Linked DNA regions of Homo sapiens: all the other regions are linked to region 1. A link is a contact called in ENCODE Hi-C or POLR2A ChIA-PET data. All regions are on one chromosome and are shown on one strand. Each heading gives the region's core, a stretch centred on a gene start or an enhancer-like site at or near the end of the contact. The rest is flanking DNA. Distances are from core to core; before and after follow the strand shown. Region 1 holds the start of SETD7 (SET domain containing 7, histone lysine methyltransferase). Region 2 overlaps MGARP (mitochondria localized glutamic acid rich protein). Region 3 overlaps MAML3 (mastermind like transcriptional coactivator 3).

What was found. Hi-C counts contacts between places; a loop is a spot of excess contacts on that map. ChIA-PET counts read pairs that join two places held with the same protein, here RNA polymerase II (POLR2A). Pooled maps may share reads with other maps.
Region 2: a loop to region 1 is called in a pooled map, with 8 times the contacts of the local background. The contact joins the enhancer-like site here to the promoter of SETD7 in region 1. A Hi-C loop is called at or near these places in 7 of 50 pooled maps. POLR2A ChIA-PET finds 5 or more read pairs at or near these places in 2 of 52 experiments (H1 and activated T-cell).
Region 3: POLR2A ChIA-PET joins it to region 1 with 15 read pairs in MCF 10A. The contact joins the enhancer-like site here to the promoter of SETD7 in region 1. POLR2A ChIA-PET finds 5 or more read pairs at or near these places in 2 of 52 experiments (MCF 10A and PC-9).

Annotation. Positions count from the first base shown.
Region 1 is chr4:139,554,091-139,557,575 of GRCh38, reverse strand. It overlaps SETD7 (SET domain containing 7, histone lysine methyltransferase), which reads left to right and starts at 1,357. Exons shown (of 8, transcript NM_030648.4): 1 at 1,357-1,478. The coding sequence starts at 1,439. RefSeq lists an enhancer at 200-369 and silencers at 1,110-1,219, 1,440-1,499, 1,560-1,729, 1,860-2,049.
Region 2 is chr4:139,265,152-139,269,080 of GRCh38, reverse strand. It overlaps MGARP (mitochondria localized glutamic acid rich protein), which reads left to right. Exons shown (of 4, transcript NM_032623.4): 3 at 316-409; 4 at 2,040-2,916. The coding sequence ends at 2,482. Among named protein-coding and RNA genes, the nearest start is that of MGARP, 13 kb to the left of the region's middle. RefSeq lists a silencer at 1,827-1,926 and enhancers at 2,067-2,396, 1,735-2,934. Within about 2 kb of position 2,385, at least 24 of the 41 ENCODE cell types and tissues checked have a DNase peak (open chromatin) inside an H3K27ac peak, as active enhancers do.
Region 3 is chr4:139,885,611-139,889,608 of GRCh38, reverse strand. It overlaps MAML3 (mastermind like transcriptional coactivator 3), which reads left to right. Exons shown (of 5, transcript NM_018717.5): 2 at 1-252. Among named protein-coding and RNA genes, the nearest start is that of MGST2, 220 kb to the right of the region's middle. RefSeq lists an enhancer at 1,423-1,562. Within about 2 kb of position 1,473, at least 6 of the 41 ENCODE cell types and tissues checked have a DNase peak (open chromatin) inside an H3K27ac peak, as active enhancers do.

The sequences.
Region 1 (3,485 bases), core at 108-2,607:
AGTATTTTGAAATCCCCAAAGTCTCATTCATTGATCAGAAAACAAAATGGAATTACTTTTTTTTTGCTCCCTCCTCCCCTCCATGCAGTAGCTGTTCTTGGCGGGTGCCCAGAGCGGCACCCGGTAATTCCACGGTACATTGTGTACATTTACATCTGTTTAATCGGCTATTTACAGTCGCCCTTTACCGCCACCTGTAAGAGGCAGCGCCATAACGACACTAAGTGGCCGGGCCGGAAGCCGGGTGCCCAATGGTTTTCTCCACTTGAGGACGCCTGAATCTGTGAAGTGGTTGGCACTTGGAGAAACAGAGAGACAGCTGGGGACATCACACGTACAGGGCGGGAGGCGCGGGAAAGAGGCGCGCCAGACGGAGGGTCCTTCCTTCCTCGTTAGCTCCACTCGGCGGCTCCTTTTCCATTACCACAGCAGCAAGGAGGAACCTGCCGAGCCTTCGGTGCGGCTTGTTTCCTGCCTGACAGAGAGCCCGCTGCCATTTGGATTTGATGAATTTCTGAATCACCCGAGGGCCTGGCGACCCGAAGGAGGGCGGGGAGTGGGGGCGCTGGGGTGGACCCGCCATCCTGCGGAATCCGGGCCAGATAACAGCCCCCGAGCTGGGGAAATCGGCTTGCGGATGTGATGCGGGACCGCGAGGACACCTGCGCTCCCTTGCGTGTCGCACTCGTGCAGCTCCCGGTGGCGACGGGGTGATGTGGGGGCGAGGGTGAGAGGAAGTCCAGGCGCCAGAGCGTCAGAAACGCTTCCTTAGCTTCCCTGGCACTTTGGAGGTTGTCTCGAGGGAACACGGACAGTGCACGACGGACTTTCAAGTTGCTCCCGGCACAACGGGAGGTCGGGAGCTCGGAGCCCCTACGGGCGGTCCAAGTGTCCGCGAGAAGCCCGCAGCGCCCAGGACCGCGTTGAGCGCTCGGGGCGCGCCAAGCCGCACCTAAGCAAAAGAGAAACGCTGACGGGCCGGAGGCGGGTTGGCTGGGACGCGGAATACGCGCGGCCCCGGAGCGCCTTTCGTTTTAAGGAGCCTTACTTCTGGAAAGGGACAGGGAACTGTCAATCAGCGAGGGAGGGAGCGCACCGGCGCTGGGTGATGTCAGCGGATCAGCTGCTCGATAACAAAGAGAGGGTATTACAGGAGAAAGTTGCAGCAGCGGCAGCGGCCAAGGCGGCACACCGGAGCCTCCGAGGCGAGGGGCAAGTGGGCGAAGGGAGGGGGGACGACGGCTGCTGCCGCAGCAGCTGAAGGCCAAGGAATTGAAAGGGCTGTAGGGGGAGGCAGTGCGAGCCAGCCCCGACTGCTCCTCCTCTTCCTCCTCCTCCTCCAAACTCGCGAGCCCCAGAGCTCGCTCAGCCGCCGGGAGCACCCAGAGGGACGGGAGGCAGCCGCGCAGCCCCGAGCTGGGCAGTGTCCCCAGCCGCCATGGATAGCGACGACGAGATGGTGGAGGAGGCGGTGGAAGGTACAAGCATTTCTCCGGGGCCGGGGGAGGAGGCGCAGAGGGCCTGGAGCGCGGAAGGAGTGGCGGGCTGCGAACAGCGCGGCGCCGGGCCCCGCGGCCGCCACTGTCCCCTACACGGGTGGCCGGTTGCCCGGCTCGGGCGGGGGCCCGACAGCCACGGTCACGCCGCCGGGAGCGCGCACTGCGCGGCGGGGCGCAGGCCGAGAATGGGGCTCCGCCAGGCCGGGGGCGCTGGAAACGCACGGCCGCTCCATCCCGCCCGGCCACAGCCTGCATCCACCCTCGGAGTTGCGAAACCTGCCCCGCGCTCTGGCCTTTCCGCCTTTGGGCGCGGAGGGTGGGTGCACTCCGCAGGGCAGCCCCTTGAGGCCGGCGGACTCCGCGGAGCAATCCCCTAGCCCAGTTTTGGCCACCCCGATCCCCTCCCGGCCGCCAGCCCTTCCCTTCTGCTGCCTCTGCGCCCCGCGGCGGCCGCGGCCCCGTCCGGGTAGGTCCCCCGGCGCAGCGCACGGGGCCAGACCAGGCACGTGGCAGCCGCGGCCCAGGCGGCAGCTCTTCCGAAAAGATGAAATCATTGTCGGGCGACGGACAAGTCTCCCGACCCGGGACTCGAACGTGCGCCGTCCGGGAGGCGGGCAGCCCTCCCCTCAGCTGCCCCCGAGCGAACTCAGTCAGGCCTCCCCCTCCCCCTTCCTGCTTGGCTGGGATGCAGCCGCCACGCTGTGCAGGCGCGCCGCGAGTCCGCACCGAGATTGCTGGGTGACACTTAACTTTCTGAATTCCATGCCGTTGGCTGTGGGTGATATCACCGCCTCAGTGTCGTGTTTCTCCGCCCCTTCTCTTCTACCGCCCCTCCCCCGACTTTTCTCGCCACTTTGTTTTGCTGAGTTTCTCCACCTTTTTTTTTTTTTTTTTGTTAGTTCTGAAAAAACGATGTGGGGACGTTATACAATCTCGTTGTTTGTATCATAGGATGTTATGATTTTGTAACAGCGAATACTGGAAAATACTCTTTAGCGTATTTATTTGGTTCCACTCCATACAGTACGTCGTGATGTTTTTCAGTGTGGTGTGGTATGATACCAGAATGTTTTAAACTAAGCATGTGAGTAAATAATTTTTAGCTGTTGGTTGAATCTGGTTTCTGTCTGATTTGTATAAACACAAGTTCTGACGAAGGATAAAGAAAAAAAGTGGCGACACTACAAATGCATAAGGATACATGGTTATTGTTACACTAGGGAAAAATCAGTTTTAATGTTTTCATAAACATAACTCCCTTTGCAGTGCTTCTGAGATCTTAAGGGGAGATTAAGCAGACTAATATTTCTGAACTCTTGAAAAGTATCCAATGTAATGCCAATATTAAAACTTATTTCTTCATCTAACTTCGAAGCCAATTAAAGACTGTGGTTTTTGTTAAGAAAATTTTCACCATGTTGTGAACTCACAGAGCTATTTATCTCTCTAATAAATAAAGCCAATGTTGGGGCTTACTGGAGTGAGGCCCAGATACATTGATTGAGTTGATCCACAGGGAGCCTTCTGAGAAGTTAAAAGTTGTTGACTTCTTGTGCCTCCATGTTGTGAAAGATAAAGGAAAAATGATCTCAGATTGTTAGGGCTTGCTCTCTTTCTTCAACGTTTACTTTTACTTGTAAAAATTAAATACAAACCCTTAATTGCTGGTACTGTTCTCCATGTTAAACCACATCCATTCCCCTTTGAAGCTGTTTACAAACATATGTCCAGTTGTCCATAGTCCTCAGGCTCCTTTGCAGACTGTGACCAAGAGCTTTAGAAATGGCAGTATTGTTTTTTGAGAACATCCACTGGATTCGAAAACAGGGAAGTTCATATAAACAGGGATGGTTTTGTTTTATAGGGTAATTATGTACATTATTGTCCAAAATCAGAACCCCCTTGAGAATGAGAGGGCACACTATTAATAATGATGCTGGGGCAGGTAGCTTAAGCCTTGAATGTCTGGGGCAATCTGGGACACAT
Region 2 (3,929 bases), core at 1,136-3,635, 290 kb after region 1:
ATTATGTGTCATGGGGGTTTGATGTATAGATTGATTTGTCACCCAGGTAATAAGTATGGTACCCAATAGGTAGTTTTTCTCTCCTCATCCCCTGTCTCACCTTTCTTCCTTTTTAAAGCATTCTATTTAATAACAAAGATTTCCAAAAGGGAAGTAAAAGAGTAAGTGGTGTGCACTGATTTCTCTTCTTTGCTACACTGGGATTATGGTTTAAACTTCTAATGGTGATTACAGGGAGACTTGAGTGTACCTTTGGATGTGGCGTGACAAATCTTAAAGCTCAAGAAATAAACCTAAGCATACATTTACTTTCAGGCTTACAAGACAGTCACATCAGACCAAGCCAAACACACAGAACATAAAACAAATTTGAAAGAAAAAACAAAAGCAGAGATACATCCATTTCAAGGTAAATGAATTTCTTAATTTTTTATTTTTATTTATTTTTTGAGGCACTAATTTCCATCCACTTAGTCTAGCAATGAACACTATTTGCTTTTGGCTTCTTTCCTAGCTTAATCCAGAATGACTCTAGGTATAAGTTCATTTAGAAAGGAAAAGTTCAACTGAAACCTGAAGAACACTGTTACACCTTTTGGATGAATGCATTTGACAAATGAATGTTTTACATTTATATTGCTGACCAGTGACTTTTGACTCCTTTGTGTGGTAATATTATTTTCCCCTGCTCAGGCATCCACCCATGCAGGCATGAGCTTTCATTTTTCTCATTATCTAAAAATAATAATATAACAAATTATCTTTCAGTTTTGGCTAAGACCACCTGTGTGCCTTTGTGCAAACAAGGTACATTTGACATAATAGAATCAGTTGTGTATAATGAGTCCTTCAGTTGATAAAATGGTGACCATGGGAACAGAAACTTTATATTTTCACTCTTTCCTTCCTTCCTACACTTCTTTTTCCCACCCTCCCTTCCTTCCCCCTTCCTTTCCCCCTTCCCTCCACGGGCTCTCCCTCTGTCAACCAGGCTGGAGTGCAGTGGTGCAATCATAGCCTACTGCAGCCTTGAACTCCTGGGCTCCAGCAATCTTCCCATCACAGCCTCTCAAGCAACTAGGACTACAAGCATGCACCGCTACACCCAGCAAATTTATTTTTTATGTTTTGCAGAGACAGGGTCTCACTATGTTGCCCAGGCTGGTCTTGATCTCCTGGCCTCATGTGATCCCTCCTGCCTCAGCCTCCCAAAGTGCTGGGATTACAGGCATATGCCACTATGCCTAGCCACTTCTTGCTTTAAACCATACTTTTTTCCAAGCTATTATTATCAATTACTATGATCACTATTTAGGGATAGAGATATTAGGGGCTTATGAATCAGTTTTAACCTGTCATGACAATAATAAGAAACAGAATATCATCAATACATATTATTGAATATAATCATGCGGTTGTTTATAATACTAATAAGCATTTGCATAGAACTTTTTATTTTAATCCCCTTTTCATATACAGTATTTTAATTAATCTTTACAATAACCCTGTGCAGTAGATATTATCAATACCCTATTTTACAGATGACAAAAATGAGATTGAGAGAGGATTAGTGATTTCTGAGTCACCAGCTAGGAACTTGGCTACTCTTCCATGCTGTCTCATATGAAAGGTGAATAGGATAGCTACTTATTTTTGTATTCTTCATATTTGCCTAAGTAATATATTCAAGTGTGTTTTTTTTTAAGTTCAAAGAGTTTACAGAAAAGCAGATCCCCCATTTTCCCTCCAAGAGGCAACCAATAGAACCAGTTTCTTGGAATCCTCCTGGAGAGTTTTTGCAAATACAATTATCTAGGCATACAACTTACCCCCCTCCTGCTCCAACCTCATTTTGCCCTAACAATAGTAGCAGACTGTATACATTGTTCTTTTTTTGCTGTTTCACTTGAGAGTCTACCTTGAAGACTGTTACACATCAGTGCATGTAGTTCTGTCTTAGGTGTTTAAACGACCGCAGTGTTTCATTGCCTTCCCACGATCTTTAAATTAATACCTTGCTTAATGACTAATTCTTAAAGGTGAAAAGGAGAATGTTGCGGAAACTGAGAAAGCAAGTTCAGAAGCCCCAGAAGAACTTATAGTGGAAGCTGAGGTGGTAGATGCTGAAGAAAGTCCCAGTGCTACAGTTGTGGTCATAAAAGAGGCATCTGCCTGTCCAGGTCACGTGGAGGCTGCTCCGGAGACCACAGCAGTCAGTGCTGAAACCGGGCCAGAGGTCACAGATGCAGCGGCGAGGGAAACCACGGAAGTAAACCCTGAAACAACCCCAGAGGTTACAAATGCTGCCCTGGATGAAGCTGTCACCATCGATAATGATAAAGATACAACAAAGAACGAAACCTCTGATGAATATGCTGAACTAGAAGAAGAAAATTCTCCAGCTGAGTCAGAGTCCTCTGCTGGAGATGATTTACAGGAGGAAGCCAGTGTTGGCTCTGAGGCTGCTTCGGCTCAAGGCTAATCTCCAGCCGGTAGACATTTCAGCAACAAATGCCATAGGGTGTCTGATAAGTGCTTTTGTGTTTTTAGTACACTTAGTTTAAAAAAAAAAAGACTTATTTTCTAGAAAACGTTAATGGGTCTTGAAGATTTTTGGCATCCACTGATAGATTTTAGGACTGAGAGACTTGAGATTGTACATTTCTTACTACTCTTCTACTGTCTGAGATCAGAATATGACATTGCAGTAAAGAGCTTAAATAGTTTCATCTTTGGTTTTTTTTTCTAGACACTTTTCTTTTATCCCAGTCATCTCTGAATTTACATTTTATATTAAAGAAATTGAGCTATCCATACAACCTGTATTTACTTTAATTTCACTATGCTTTCAGCTTACTTTATTGTATGATATGTAGGTCTAAAATATAGTTTGAGTCAAATAAAATTAGAAAAGCTTTGGTGCTTCTACTTTTTTCACTAATATTTGCATGTACAAATAATACATATTAACATACAGGTACATAACATCACATGAGAAATGTAGGCTTTCGTAATATTATTGAAGAAAGAGCATATAATCTATGGAGAACCCTGCATGTAACAATATGTATGCCCTCTCCCATCTATAGTACTTACACAGGGGACTATGTAGATATTTTCTGTTTCAGTTCAGTTCAAACAATATTTATTGAAGATTAGCACTTTGTGCCAGGAATCTTTCATTCATTCACGTGTTCAACAAATATTAGCTGAGCACTTACAACATAATAGGTATTGTTTTAAGTGCTCCCGGTTTATATTCTAGAGTGGAACCAGGTAAGAAGACAAATGAGAAAATGATATAGTGTGTTAGGTACTGATAAGTGCTAAGGATAAAAGTAACGAAAATAAAAGGATTGTAAGTGTTAGTCTGAGGTGGAAGTTGTAATTTTAGATAGGATGGCCAAAAGAGGCCTTACTAGGAAGGTGTCTTTTGCGTAGAAACCTGAAAGATATATAAGGGACCATCTAATGGTAGGAGTTAGGGGAATCAGCCAGGTAAGGGAACAGAAAAGGGCAAAGGATCTAAAACAGGATCCTGCTGGGAATTTGAGGAATTGCGAGGTGGCCAGTGTGGCTAAAGTGGAGTGAAAAAGAGGGAGAGTAGCCAGAGATGGTCTCAGAGAGAAAGGGAGTGGGTAGGCAGGGTGGGCTAGATCATGCAGGGTCATGTAAGGTTTTGGCTATGGAGTAAGTTGGGAAATTGTAGTGGACACTGCCGATGCTCTGCCTAGATCCCCTTAATTGGACCCCTTAACTGGGTACATTTATCCCCAGCTGCTATGAGTGTTACACCCCACACCCCACCCTCACCATAGGCAGTTCACAACCAATGACTGACTGCCATAGTATTACAAAAGATGGCACCAACTCTGCAGTACAATTGAATAGTTCATGCTCCAGCCCACCCCAAGGAGCAGATTGAAGCT
Region 3 (3,998 bases), core at 224-2,723, 330 kb before region 1:
GCAGACCTGAGTCAGAGGATGACACCACCAGTGGCCAACCCCAACAAAAACCCCTTGATGCCGTATATCCAGCAGCAGCAACAGCAGCAGCAACAGCAACAGCAGCAGCAGCAGCAGCAGCAGCCGCCACCTCCACAGCTCCAGGCCCCCAGGGCACACCTGAGCGAAGACCAGAAACGCCTGCTTCTCATGAAGCAGAAAGGAGTGATGAATCAGCCCATGGCTTACGCTGCACTTCCATCCCACGGTCAGGTAAGTGTGAAAGTGACACACTCTTCGAGCAGTTCTTGTGGTGCATTTCAGACTGTCGATGTGTGATGTTCTACAAGCTTCCACTGTAGTGGGGTCTAATTGCCTGCAGAAAACCTCTTTACACATCCTCAGGTAGTGGCCAGGTTTGGAGTGTTCTTTTTCCATTTCTCCTAAGAAATGGAAAAGGGTGGCATGATAAACTTTCGTGTATTTCAGTGTCTAGGAATCAAACTTCTTTTATTCCCAACTGCAGATAAGAATTACATAAAATTCTCACTCTGAGGGAGGGAGGCTGCAGAGGTCACTCCACCAAACACGGCACTACCTCTGTAGCTTCTCTCCCAGCTTGCATGATCCCAGGCTCTGGGTGGTGGGAAGCAGGGGACATTCAGGGCTGTCTACAACAGTTTTATAAGGCCCTGAGCAGCCTTCAGCTGTCCTACTGAATTATGAATAATGGGAAATTTGGCTTGTTGATATTCAAATATAGGAGAGCTTTCTGGATTTTCAAAGTGAAGTGGAGGGTAGATTTTTGTAGGACCTTATAATGTTTAAACACTTGCTGCTAGACTAGCAACAGTTAGAAGCTGGTTCAGTCTTCTTACTTGGGAGTGCAATGAAACCTCTCTGATACAATCAGCTCTATTTCAGGAAAATGTGATGGTGAATATATCTTAGTGCTGTATTAAAGTCTCTACTTTCCCACTGTCCTCCTTCATGGGAGGTTGGGCTCTTGGTATGCATGGTAAAAAATGAGCAGCAACCAGTCGGGAAGTGAATAGTCATTGACAAGCTTTTCAGTCTCTTCATCCTGACCAGTGGCAAACAGCCAAAGCTCCTTTAATATAACATTTGTTCTACCCTGAAGGAGAGAGTGGGGAAATGCCCATTAAAGCGACTCCCCCTGCCCTACATGGATGAATTCAAGAGAGATCATCTTACTGCCAGTTGCTGTGCTGTGCCTCAATTCTTCCAGGATGCAGACATGGTCATTTTACTTGGAGAATTTGCAGAAAAGTCTTTGCTTTAGAGGCCCTCATGTCTAAACAGGTTCTAACTAGTGCTTGGGTAGGTGTCCACAGTTGAGTACTTTAGAAGCACTGGGAAATAACGCAGGCAGATCTTGCCTCACTTGGTTATTTGCATCTTGTAGCTCCTGGAGTGCCCCACCCCACCCCCGAAACCCCAAGCTTGATGGAGCTGCAGGGCTGGAGGTGGTGCTGGCCTGCAGAGACAGGCCTGAGCTCTGTGGCTTCATTCTTGTCCTCAGCCTTACAACCCCCAAACCTCACAGTGGCTTCTTGTCTGCACATGCCAGCCGGCTCTAAAGATTCCGTCTGGATAAATAAAAGTATAACTTGGTTTACATTGACTGCAATCAGTAGCTACTAGAAAAATATCATTGAAATGTGAACTTCTATATATTATCTTAGTTTCATTAAGAATATATACCATTGGGGAGATAACAGCATTTTATATACTCCAGATTAAGTTCTGAAGCAGGCAGAAATATAGGCAATATACATGAATGTTTGTAGTAGCCCAGGCGTGTCAGAAGGTTTATGAGATCACAAGCTGTCAGAATGGTCTGTTGTTAATACAAATTGTGCTTCTACATTCGCTGTTCTTACACTAGCTACAGTAGAGTATTTCCTTCAAGCCAGACCAAAGATGAATAATTAATTCCAGTTCACAGGCTCTGCAGACATGTGAGTGCAATGATGCACCTATCCTCACCCCCACTAAATGTCTTTCAAAATGTGCCAACTTGGGACAAGTTCCTGTCTTTGCGGGAACATGAGTTTTAAGGGTACTTCTTTGAGGTCCTTATGCCTGCCTAACTATGTGTCACTGAAGCTGGTAGCTGCAGAGGTCATGTTTTGAAAGAGCTCAGTCAGCTGAAGAAGCAAAGTGATGTTTTTCTGGATTAAATCTGTGTGCTCCTCCTCTCTTCTCTCGTCTCACGAAGTATTTTCAGTGTGGACAGAATGTTCTTTTGTGAGTCCTCATTAGAATAATCACTTCTTAACCTCACAAAATCTCATCAGGTAAAAGCGTGCTTTTTAATGAAATATTAACTCACCACTGTTTGAAACGAGCTTCAAAATACATATATAAACATGTGAATGTCTTTCTGCAAACATATCATTTATTTCTTGTTTTTATCTGATTGTGAAGCAGTATTTACATAGTTCTCAGAATAGTTCATTACATTATATGCGGGTACATTCCACAAATACGAGCACGAATTACAGGTACGATATAAAATATAATTATACATAGGTTTAGTTCAGTTTCGTTTTCTGCTATTGCTAGTGAAAACTCACTTTATTCTTTGTTGATCACAATGACCATGATCAACATTTCGTTTTAATGAATGACTTCAGCAGCAAAGCCTTTTAGGCACGTTTATTTCAAGAAAATTGTCTTTTACAGATGTTTACTTATTTGGAACATTTGTATAAAATGCCATCTCAGAAATGAATAGGAATGCGCTTACTTCCTGTATATTTCAAAAAACAGGGAAACAAAAATAGAAACAAAAGATATTTCAAAATTTTGAATGTGTTTTATCTAGTAATTGCATTTCTCAGAATTTACATATTATTCTTTTTGATCAGATGGTTGAACAAAGATTATGCTCATGGTGTTACTTATGATAGTGAAAACTTTGATCCAAAAATAAGTATTTTGGAAAAATAAATACGTACATGACATTCATGATATAAATGAATGACTAATCATATGGAAATGCTCATAATATGAATAAAATAGATCATAAAACAATTATATGTTACAATCCAAATTGTGACTTTTAATATGTGTAGAAAAATACTGAATAACTAAAATGTTATTTTAGGAATTCTAAATACTGAATTCCTAAAATGTTAGGAATGATATTTATTTCTGGCTGGAAAAATTATGAGTGATTATTGTTTTCCTCTTTATATTTAACTGAATTTTCTAAACTTTCTATCATACATGTGTATTAATTCTACCCTCTGGGAAAATACTTTTTTAAGGAAGGGAAACTCCCTACTTAAAAAAGTTTACCCTTCGTTAATTCTTTTTTTAAAAAAATTCTTAGTTGAATTGATTTGCCAGTTGGATTGAGACAATATCATTATTTGCTATTCATTGACATATATTAGTTGTGAATCCCTGCTTTAGTGAGTAGTCCTAAAACCTGCCTCCCACACTCAGTTTCTTTTCCATTCTGTCTCCTAATCCCTTTACCATGTTCTCATTCCTAGAAAATTTTAGCTAAATTAGTGACAGTGAAAGTAGCAATAACATTTTTTACCATTAAAAGTTTTTGAATCTTCTCTGAGATATGTTCTTATATTATTTCTTTGTTCTTATATTATTTCTTTATTCCCTTTACTTTTTTTCTCTTTCTTTTTTTTTTTTTTTTTTTTTTTTTGAGACGGAGTCTTGCCCTGTCGCCCAGGCTGGAGTGCAGTGGCGCGATCTCTGCTCACTGCAAACTCCACCTCCCGGGTTCACGCCATTCTCCTGCCTCAGCCTCCCGAGTAGCTGGGACTACAGGCGCCTGCCGGCACGCCTGGCTAATTTTTTTTTTTTTTTTGTATGTTTAGTAGAGACAGGGTTTCACCGTGTTAGCCAGGATGGTCTCGATCTCCTGACCTCGTGATCCGCCCGCCTCAGCCTCCCAAATTACTGGGATTACAGGTGTGAGCCACGGCGCCCGGCCTACTTTTTTTTTTGTTTTAAAACCTTCTGGA